Linked DNA regions of Homo sapiens: region 1 is linked to region 2. Evidence: read pairs that join two places in POLR2A ChIA-PET (ENCODE). Cell type or tissue: Caco-2. All regions are shown on one strand. Links, peaks and the distances in the headings refer to the core of each region. The heading gives the core; the rest is flanking DNA.

Region 1 (5,368 bases), core at 204-5,203, 81 kb before region 2:
ACACTGGACAGCTAAGCTGGAGAAGCATGTGGGTCACATATTTCTCATGCCAGGGCAGAAATTTAAGAGCCTGTCTTTAACCTTATCAGTGGTGTTAACTCAGCTAAAGAAAGAATATGCAGAGAGAGAGGGCTGGCAGGCTGGGGCACAGCAGGAACTGGGGCCCAGGTTGGGGGCTCAAGAGGTTGCAGGATAAGATCAGAAAATACAACACAAAGCTGGGCACAGTAATCCCAGCACTTTGGGAGGCTGAGACGAGAGGATCCCTTGAGGTCAGTTCAAGACCAGTCTGGACAACATAGCAGGACCCCCTTGAACTCTACGAAAAAGAGCGAAAACACAACACAACAGGGTCCCGACCCATGCCAACCAGGAGGGAGCCTTTGGGCAGCAGCCCTTGCTGCGCACCTGGGCCAACTTGGCCAGCACTCTCTGTGGGAGAGGCCACTCACCCCCATGCCCTCCCTGGGCAAGGCTGAGGCTCTTGAGGGGTGGAACATCAGGCATGTTGGGGACATAATCGAAAACAAAAATCTCCTGCCAATGCAGAAAACCTTTCCACAAAAGAAGAGAAAGAAAAATTTAATTATTGAATAGGCATTAAACAGATTGCGATGCTCATCACAGATAATCTGCTAATAAATTACAAAGGCAGAAAGAAGTCTCACGCTTGTATATAACCAGGTGCAACCCATCCCGTACACGTTCTCAAGGGAAACGTCACAGGTGCTCAGGTAAGAGGACTTGACAGCACCAGTGGTCACACACAGTTCTCTGTGAATCCCCAGGTAACTGTGGTGGCTACCTGGGTTTGCCTAAAGGAAAAAAAATAAATTCATTCCTTTAAGACTGGAAGTGTGTTTGCAACTTGAGCTAGGCACCGGGCTAAAGTTAGGCTCCCCTTTGCCCACGGAAACTGGGAGATAAGGATGTATCTCCCTTGGTGATTACACTTCAAATGGTGGCTCCTAGGTCCTTAAGGAGACATTCCTGGGATGTGAAACTTGAAAGAGGCTTATTTAGCTTTTGAACAGATCTACATAAAAAAAGTCCAGGAAGGAACTTGCAATGATAGATTTTCTAAAGAAAAAGGAGAGGGGAAAGTCTTTTTTTTTTTTTTTCACCAAGGAGAATAAACTTATTCTCATTTTTAATTTGCATTTGCCCTTCTGGTGCCTCAAAGCTAGGGTTAGGGCACTTGGGCAGCACAGCCGGCCTCTGCCCTGACTAGAGGTTGTCCTAGGGAATAAAATGCAGATTCTGACTCTGAGCCCCAGGTGAGGCCTGCACTGCGAGGGAAGAGGCTCCCTCGGGCCTTTGTTTGCATCCAGGGTCTTCAGGGTGTTGGGGCAGGGATGGAGGAGGGGAAGGTCAGACTAATGGGATGATGCTTTTTTTGCCTTTTATTTTTGTATATTTTTAATGTTAAAAAGAAAAGCCTAATTACCACAAATTGCAAAGGACTAAAGACGTCTAGAATAATGAATGAATCACTTCAGCCTGGAAAGCAGATACTGTCAATCCTATTAATGTTATACAAGCCCCTTCAAGTATTTTACATTTCTTTTTTTTTGTTCTTTTATTTTGTTGTATTTTATTATTATTATTTTTTGAGATGGAGTCTCGGTTTGTCGCCCAGGCTGGTGTGCAGTGGCACGATCTCAGCTCACTGCATCCTCTGCCTCCTGGGTTCAAGTGATTCTCTTGCTTCAGCCTCCCAAGTAGTTGGGATTGTAGGCACATGCCACGACACCCAGCTAATTTTTGTATTTTTAATAGAGATGGGGTTTCGCCATGTTGGTCAGGCTGGTCTTGAACTCCTGGCCTCAGGTAATCCACCTGCCTCAGCCTCCCAAAGTGCTAGGATTACAAGCATGAGCCACTGCCTGGCCTTTTTTGTCCTTTTAAATGTGATATCCTAGTACATAGTAAAGATAATGTACTATGAGCATAAGGTGGAACCTTCTCTGCAGACCCAGATGACAAGTTCCCCTCGCCAGAGAAGTGGGCTGGAAGTTCTTACCTTCTCTGCCATCAGCATGGCTGAAGGGAGAGAGTGGGGAAAATCCAGAGACCGGTCCACAAAGGAGGTACTCTGGGTTCCATTCAGGAGGGTGCCAGATGATTCTTCTGCTATCAGACTGAACGTGAGTTCTTGGCAGAGGAGAAGGGGCAGAAACTGATGGAAGTCCCTCCAGAGAGATGGGAAGGCTCTGGACAGTCCCAGTGAGGGCAACAGGCCTGCTCATGCACAGTCAGGGGGCTTGAGCCAGAGCAGGGCTCCATGGGGGGTTGTGTGGCAGGGACACCCAGGACCAGGAGCTCTGGGACATCTGGAGCGAGCGCCTTGGCTCAGATGGAGGTGTCCTTAGAGTGGCAAGGCTTCTGAGGCTTCTAGAAAGACAGGAAAGGTAAGGGGCAGTGGGTTTATGAGGAGGCTTCTGGTGAGGCTCCCCTTGGGGCCCCCAGGAACAAGTAGGGTGCAGGGTTGTGGTGGTGGGAGTGTGGAGGAGGCTGGTCCTGAGTCACGCAGAACTGGGGCACAGTAGGGGCATTTAGGCCTTTGGGTCCTATATTCTTCCTTCCTCCCTTCCTCCCTCCTTCCCTCCTTCCCTCCTTCCTTCCTTCCCTTCTTTCTTTTCTTTCTCACAAGGTCTCGCTCTGTCACCCAGGCTGGAGTGCAGTGGCACGATCATGGCTTACTGCAGCCTGGACCTGGTTCAAGCTCCCTGAATATCTGGGACTATAGGTGCGCACCACCACAACAGGCTAATTTTTTTATTTTTTGAAGAGATGGGTTTTTGCCATGTTGCCCAGGTTGGTCTTGCACTCCTGGTCTTAAGCAATCCTCCCTTCTCTGCCTCCCAAAGTGTTGGGATCACAGGTATGAGTCACTGCGCCTGGCCCTGTTGCATGTCTTTCTTTCTCTGTCTCTATTTTTTTTTTTTTTACTAGGGTCTCACTTTGTCACCCAGGCTGGAGTGCAATTGCAGAATCCTGGCTCACTGCTGCCTCAACCTCCCAGTCTCAAGCAATCCTCTGCCTTGGCCTCCCAAGTAGCTGGGATTTCAGGCGTGAGCCGTCATGCTTAGTTACCTGTTGTATTTCTTTTCTTTTCTTTCTTTCTTTTTTTTTTTTCTAAGAGGGAGCCTTGCTCTGTTTTCCAACTGGGAGCTGTTGCCTGGCAATGGCTGGTGGGACCCAGGCCAGGACCACACAGGGCTCACAGTGAGCAGGGCCCTGCAGGCCTGGCCAGGGGGCATCTACCTCCCCCAGAGGGAGCTTTCCTTTCAGTGGGTGGACAACATGGAGCTGGTTTTCCCCCTCCCAGAGCTCTCCCCAGCCATGCCCACCTCACACCCCCTTATGTCCAACATCCTCAGGTGTAGACTGTTAGACACTCCACATAAGGGATGCCTGAGCTTCACCTGAGGAACAAGTTTGGTCTCACAAGTAATTCGTATGATCTCTGCTTTCTGGAAACAGCCTTCTCTCCTTTCTGTCTGTACTGCTAGAATACTCAGAGGCAACCCTACCCAAATGAAATTGGCTCCTTTTGAGGACATCAAAACTGCTGCTCCCTGCTGCAAGTACTCTCTGCAGAGAAGGCTAATGCCTGCCTCAGAGTCTCCCAGAAACTGCAGTCTTTATTTATTTATTTATTTTTATTCTACTTTTTTTTTTTTGAGATGGAGTCTTGCTCTGTCATCTAGGCTGGAGTGCAGTGGCTTGATCTTGGCTCACTGCAACCTCCCCTTCTGGGTTCAAGAGATTCTCCTGCCTCAGCCTCCCTAGTAGCTGGGACTACAGGCATGCACTACCACACCTGGCTAATTTCTGTATTTTTAGTAGAGACAGGGTTTCACCACGTTAGCCAGGCTTATCTCAAACTCCTGACCTCAGGTGATCTGCCCGCCTCGGCCTCCCAAAGTGCTGGGATTATAGGCGTGAGCCACGGTGTTCGGCCTGGAAACTGCAGTCTTAAATAGACGTACTACACAGTCTAACTCAGTGCTTTCCAACAGGAGTGAAAGCCAGAAATGCAAGCCACTTATGGAATTCTAAATATTCTAGTAGCCACATTTAAAAAGTGAAAAGAAATAGGTGAAATTAATTTTAGTAATAATCTAATATCCAAAACATTATCATTTCAACATGTGATCTATATAAAAGTTATTAATGAGATGTTTGCATTCTTTTTTGTATGAAATCTTCAAAATATTGTGTGCATTTTACACTTTTGGCATATCCCAACTCACACCACATTTCAAGTGGCCAGTGGCTGTCATATTGGTCAGTGTAGGCTGAACTCATGTCCTGGGTCTGTGCCCATCTGTTTCTCTCTATCCTTCTGTCTCTCTCTTTTGTCTCTCTCTCTCTCTCACACACACACACACACAAACACACACACCACATACACACACCATATACATTCTACCCTCAGTTTATTCCAAACAACACTAATACAGGCAGTTTTGGTGTGGGAAGGACTAACCTTATCAGACAACTATATCAGGAGTGTGAAAGGATAATATTTTTAAAGCAAAATATTGACTTGCATACTAAGTGAACAACCGCCAAATATTTTATTTACTTGTGAATTCATGTGGGAATCAATAAGATGTGACAGCCCAAGGAGCTGGGCAGTGCTCATCTTGTGGCTTATTCCTGGGCCTGGTTCAGAGAAGAATTCAAAGAGCCGGTGCATGTGTAGACGGTTAGGAATGCCCAGATGAATTTGCTTAATAGATGCAAAATTGGCTTCTTCCACAGAGAAGGGAAAAATCAGTTGTGCTTCCACTGGACAACATTTATTTGCACGTTAATAGAGAAGAACCATTGCCTTGCTATTAGTTATAATTTAGAGTTGTGGCAGGGCACGGTGGCTCACCCCTGTAATCCCAGCACTTTGGGAGGCAGAGGCAGGTGGATCAACGGAGGTCAGGAGTTCGAGACCAGCCTGGCTAACATGGTGAAACCACGTCTCTATTAAAAATACAAAAATTAGCCAGGCAAGGTGTGCCCATCTGTAATACTAGCTACTTGGGAGGGTGAGGCATGAGAATCACTTGAACCTGGGAGGTGGAGGTTGCAGTGAGCTGAGATCATGCCACTGCACTCCAGCCTGGGTGACAGAGAGAGACTCTGTCTCAAAAATAATAATAATAATTTAGAGAGTTTTGAAACAGCTCAAAGATAACAAAAGGTTCAGACACCCCATCAAATCAGATAACTGGACACCTATGATCTTTTTGGTTCATTTTAGTCTTTCACAATTTACCCCTGTAGAGCTTGGATTATAACATGATCCCTTACTTTATGAAATCAGCTTGTTGAACAAGCAGACTCATGTGGTAGAATCCTAATG
Region 2 (5,368 bases), core at 192-5,191:
GGTCTTGCCAGCATAGGCTTGCTAGTTCCTTCTTGGTCAGAGGTAGCTGCAGAGGGGGGAGGCCAAGGGTTTGGTCTAAGCTGTGCCCTGCCACCTGGCAGGAGGCCCACTCACTGCCCAAGTCATGGCAACAGGCTGGAGCAGCCCAGGAGATGGGCCTAAAATGTTCTGGATCCCTTGGGTCCTAGTGTTATGTTCCAGTCTGCCCACCTGTGCTCAGGATGCAGCCCTGGGATCCAGCACCCATGGAAGCTTCTGCTGGGATGGTGTCACCTATGGGTTTTGAACCAGTGTGGTATGGTCCTTGGGAGCTCTGCTCTGAGCTTGCCACACTGCTGAGAGCACCCACTGTCCTGACCAGAGTCTCAGTGGTCCTGACCCCCAATGTGGGCAGGGGCTGGGCAGGAGGGTGGGGTCTGCTGTGGGTTCAGAGGACTCCACCTCCTGGCTGGTTTACCTGCTGCTGCCCATTTTCTCTGGGTACTGCTGGCCAGAGGACTTTAGCCTACCCCTGAAGAGCCTGTCCATGTCATTTTCCTACTGCCATAGATACCCTAAGCCCAGGGCCCCTTGAGGCCCAGACTCAGCCTGCCCACTGGTGCCGGAGACGGAGTGGAGTGGGCCTGGATCCGAGGGATGCTACCTCTCCCTTTCCCACTTGAGGACCCTGGGGAGAGATGGGGGCGGGGAAAATGGAGGTATGAATTTGGGGTAAGAGGAAGTGAGATCTCCGCTTGCAGGTCAGCCCCTGCCTTGCAGGGCGGGCTGGCTTGACTCAGGCCCTGTGAGATAGAGGGCCCAGCCCAGCCCCACCCACAGATCCCCTGCTCCTGTTGTGTTCTGTTGTAAATCATTTGGCGAGACTGTATTTTAGTAACTGCTGCCTAACTTCCCTGTGTTCTATTTGAGAGGCGCCTGTCTGGATAAAGTTGTCTTGAAATTTCACAGTGGTCCTGTGCTTTCTTTGTGCTTCAGGGGAATCCTTTCTTCACCAAGCCCTTCCCCCGGGGGAGAGAGTGGCCTCATGCTGTGTGCCTGTGGGCCTGCCGCATGCAAGGGTCCAAGTTATCCTGACCAGCTCCTGTCCAGGAGAGGTAGCTGCAGGCCTGACTCCTTCACCTCCTTTCTATAGACCTTGCTAGCAGGAACTGTATTTTCTTTTTTGCTGTTAACCAGGTGAGGGAGCCCTGGAGTAGAAGAAGCCCTGTCATTGCTGAATCCTGTTGCCTGGTCTTAGCTGCAGCCAGGAGACCCACCCTAGGAAAGCTGCCTCATAGCTGCAGAGCCATGGGACAGGAGGCCCCATCCCCATCCTGATCCCGCTGTAGGCTTCCTGTCCCTCACCGCTGACCCCAGGGTCAATCTGAGACCACCTGGCATCCCACCAAGCACAGGTGGCAACTTTTCAGGAGCAGAGGGGGCTCCACAGGGTACCTGGAAGCTTCCTGGTTCCTGGAGGAGCCAAAGCTGACCCCTGCTTTGGTTGGGAGGTGAACCAGGGGTAAGTCAAATTCAAGTCTCACATCTGGTTTTGAGTTCAGGGAACCCTCTGAAGCCTCTGTAGCCTCCCAGGGAGGCGGGCCCAAGGCTGCTTTCAGCCTGTACTTCTGATCCTGGAAGGCAGAGACCTCTCTGACTGGCCCAGCAAGCAGCCTTGGGCAGTGCTCAGCTTTTCCTGTTCTGAGGACCTGCCAGACCTGGGTTGGGGTGGGATGGGGTAACCCTTAGGGTCATGTGGCCCAGGGAGCTTTGTTCAGAGGGTGCTATTTAAAAGTGATGAATGGGCCGGGTGCAGTGGCTCATGCCTGTAATCCCAGCACTTTGGGAGGCTGAGGTAGGCAGATCATTTGAGGTCGGGAGTTCGAGACCAGCCTGACCAACATGGTGAAACCCCATGTCTACTAAAATACAAAAGTTAGCTGGGCATGGTGGCGGGCACCTGTAATCTCAGCTACTCGGGAGGCTGAGGCAGGAGAATCACTTGAACCCAGGAGGGAGAAGTTGCAGTGAGCCAAGATCGCGCCACTGCACTCCAGCCTGGGCGACAGAGTGAGGCTCCCTCTCAAAAATATATAAAAATAAAAGCGATGAATGAAATGCCCGTCGGTGGTGTCCTTTTTGCCTGTAGCGCTTGGCCCAGTACAGGGTGGCTTAGCCCTGTGTGCTGTGCCCTAATACCTCATCAGAGTTGCTGCCCTGATGGCATCTGCAGAAGGGCCTCAGGAATAATGCATGTGAGGGCGCACGATCCGCAGTGCCTGCAGCCTTCCTGGGGGAGGCCTGGCCTGGAAAGCCTCCTCCGATTACAGCTGATAGGCAAGTGGAGCCCTAGATACCATGCTGGGGACAGACACTGCAGCACTCGTGGGCACTGGCCTAGATTCTTTGCACCTGGCTCTTGGGACCTGCCACCTGCCCACCCACACACCTGAGAGCACCTGTCCAGGTGCAGACCATGGGGAGCAAGAAGCTGACATCCAGGGCCACTCTGCCGCGTGAAGGTGCTCAGGGTGGAGGAGGAGACTGAGGGCTTTAGCCAGTTCTGGGGGATCCTTCAGGCTCCTTGCCCATAGTGGATAGGACTGAGAGTGTGTAGGGGCACTCGTCTTGTCAGAAGTTACTTGGACCCAAAATGCAGGTGTGTTTAGTGTCTGGGACTGTTTTGAAGCCCATCCTTCTGTTTAGGAAAGTGCCGTGGCACTGCCTGGGACACAGGTGTGGAGGGGAGCCAAGGGCAGGGCCACACTCTGAGCAGGTTGCCATGGAGACATGAGGGTGCATCAGGGGGCCCAGCGGGGGCCACGAGGGTGCGTCGGGGAGGGAGGAGGGCATTGAGGCTGAGAAGGGCCAGCATAGCACAGGCAGGTGCAGTTGCTTTCCCAGGCTGGGCCTGAGCGTGTGCCCCATGGGGCCAGGCAGCATAGGTGGTGGGTGGAGCCTGAGGACAGGAGAAACTTGGCAGGGGGTTACTCCTTACTCCAACCTAAGAGTTTGCGCTTAGCTTGGGCTGGAGATGCAGAGGGAAGGCCTCAGGGGTGCCTGTCTCCTTCACACCCAGGACGAAGTCCCCAAGCCTGGCCTGGCCCACAGGCCTGTAGCACCTGGCCAGTCTGGCCTGGTATCTGGCTTCCCTGTCTCCATTCCAGCTCTCTGTCCTGGATTCTGGGCTGGTTGTGTGGCCTCTGCTGGAGCCTCCTGGCCCCCATGGTGGCTGCCTACTGTATCACCTTGCGCCTTGCCTATGTCTGGTGCCCGAGGCTGATGTCCACACAGGCCTGCGTGCCATCTGTCTGCATAATCCACTGGGGTGGAGCCCGGCTCTGTGGTCACTGTGTGTCCTCAGCATCCAGAATAGCCAATACATGTAGCAGGGGCGGAAGGAAACAGCAGGACAGCCAGAGGTCTTGGTCCTGGGGCTCCTTCCTGCCCAGAGGCTGCCCTGGCCACATCCTTAGCGGCCACCGGGGGTGAATGGAGAGGTCAGGGGTGTTGGGGGCTGGGATCCAGTTTCAGTTCCAGCATTCAGGGTGGACAGCGCTGGGCCCAGAAGACTTCAGAGGACCAGAGGAAGAGGTGGAGACAGCTGGTAGAGCTATGATCTATGACTAGTGCCCTACCTGGGGTGAGCCGTTCACCCTAGAGGGGCTCAGGACTGTCAGGGCCAGCTCAGGGCTCCCATAGCACTACCTTTCATTGGAGGAGGGGCCCAAGTAGGGTCTTGGCCAGGGACCGGGCTTGAGTCTGTATTTTGGCGCAGGAGGTCGGCAGGATTCCAGCTAAAGCACCCAGCTGCACTTGAAGCAGTTTGTCCTGTTTTTCTTTTATTTGCAGTTTCCCGAGACAGAACAAAATAAGAATAATTTTTGTACACTTACAAGGCTCAGAAAGAAAAGACAATGAAACTCAGCAAAAAGAGAGAGGAGGGGAGGCCAGCCAGCACCGTGGGCAGCCGACCCCTTGCAGCGCTGGCCAGCGGCCGCCACCACCACACCGCGGACACCTAGCTAGCAGACCGGTGTGGCTTGCTCTTTAGGGGTCATGCAAAAGAATTATCCCCCAGAAAAAAAATCCCCAAATTATCCCAGACAGGCAGCTCCGTGGAGGTGACAAGGTGAGAGGGAGAGGAGGGGAGGAGGCCCCAGGACGCCAGGGTGGCCGGCTGCTGGGCCACGTGCTGTCCGTGGTGAGCCCTGCCGCTGTCCCATGGCCCAGGGAGCCACTGGTGCGGAGCCCGGCAGATGTTTACCCTGTGTTCATGGATGGGGACAGCTGTCCTGGGCACAGCGTGGACGGAAGATGGTGTCCACTCTGAGTGTTCATCGGTGGACAGTCCCCTTGGAGTTTAGGATCCTGTGTCCTGTTCCCCATTCTGTGCCCCTCCCTTGGCTTGATTTGTAGGGGAAGATAAAGAAAATCCTTGTTGAAAACAATGTGAATTGAAAGTGGGCAGGCACTGGGGCAGGAGCCCCTGACCCTCTGCAGTCAGGGCTTGTGACCACCCCCACCCAACCTGGCTTCAGACCCACCCTGCAGCCCCACCATGCTCGGGCTTGCCCTGTCCCCGAGCTCCCCCATGGTACACACCATCACAAGGGGCCGGGGACCCACCGCCTCGAACCCAGGCAGCCGACGCTCAGGAGCACAGGGCTAGACCCTGCCCTCCATCCGCTGGTGTCCTGGGCCCTGTGCCCACCTGTTTCTGTCCCCAGCCCGCCTTATCTCCATAGCTGCATCCCTGGCCCACCTAGAAGGTGCCCTCACACGCACTGCAGCCCGCCAAGGCACTGGCACACCTGACACTGCACGGGCAGCACTGCCCTCACGCCTCCCATGTGCCCTAGGCTGGCTCCCACTGTAGCTTTTGCTCCCTTCTGCTCCCGGCCCAGATTCCAAAGGCACTCCCACTTCAGTAAACCCCTGCACAGACCCTTGTCTCAGCCCAGAAGCTGGGCAGCCACCACCTCTGATCCCGCTCTGCCACTAGCTGCACCACCCGACCAAACCCCAAGCCCCAGGCTTCCCCAAACCCCATCAGCAGACGAATATGCCCAGACACAAAGCCTGGCCTCCCCTCCCAGCTTCAGCTGGGGGCTCAGGGACTTGAGCGAGGCCCGCAGTCCTTTGTCAAAAGTCTGCTCCCCCTTGCGGGCTGCAGAGAAGCCGAACAGGCTGGGGGAGGGCCGAGGGGCGGAAACAGGGTTGGGAGCTGCCAGTGCATCTGCTGCTGGCCAGCAGAGAAGGGACAGACACCTCACACAGGAGGGGGGCCAGCCCAGGCAGAGTCCTCTTGCCACAGCTGGCTGTGTTGGAGCTGTAGCCAGCAGTGCTGTCTCTTGCTCGGCGAGAGGCCCAAAACTAAGCTGTGCCC

What was found. ChIA-PET counts read pairs that join two places held together with the same protein. Peaks named below come from ENCODE experiments on the same cell type or tissue, not always from the same donor. Only the 100,000 strongest peaks of a DNase experiment are listed, where the experiment ranks them.
Region 1: POLR2A ChIA-PET joins it to region 2 with 5 read pairs; 15 of 35 experiments call an interaction of 5 or more read pairs at or near these places.

What each region holds. Positions count from the first base shown.
Region 1 is chr7:44,132,233-44,137,600 of GRCh38, forward strand. No RefSeq gene overlaps it. Among named protein-coding and RNA genes, the nearest start is that of MYL7, 6.4 kb to the right of the region's middle. In Caco-2, for the core only: no CTCF peak of the experiment used is centred there; no DNase peak of the experiment used is centred there.
Region 2 is chr7:44,213,350-44,218,717 of GRCh38, forward strand. It overlaps YKT6 (YKT6 vesicular SNARE protein), which reads left to right. Exons shown (of 7, transcript NM_006555.4): 7 at 1-945. It overlaps CAMK2B (calcium/calmodulin dependent protein kinase II beta), which reads right to left. Exons shown (of 24, transcript NM_001220.5): 24 at 3,805-5,368. Among named protein-coding and RNA genes, the nearest start is that of YKT6, 15 kb to the left of the region's middle. RefSeq lists enhancers at 792-1,707, 4,117-4,664, 4,665-5,210 and a silencer at 4,951-5,263. In Caco-2, for the core only: a CTCF peak has its summit at 1,202; DNase peaks (open chromatin) are centred at 1,182 and 3,012.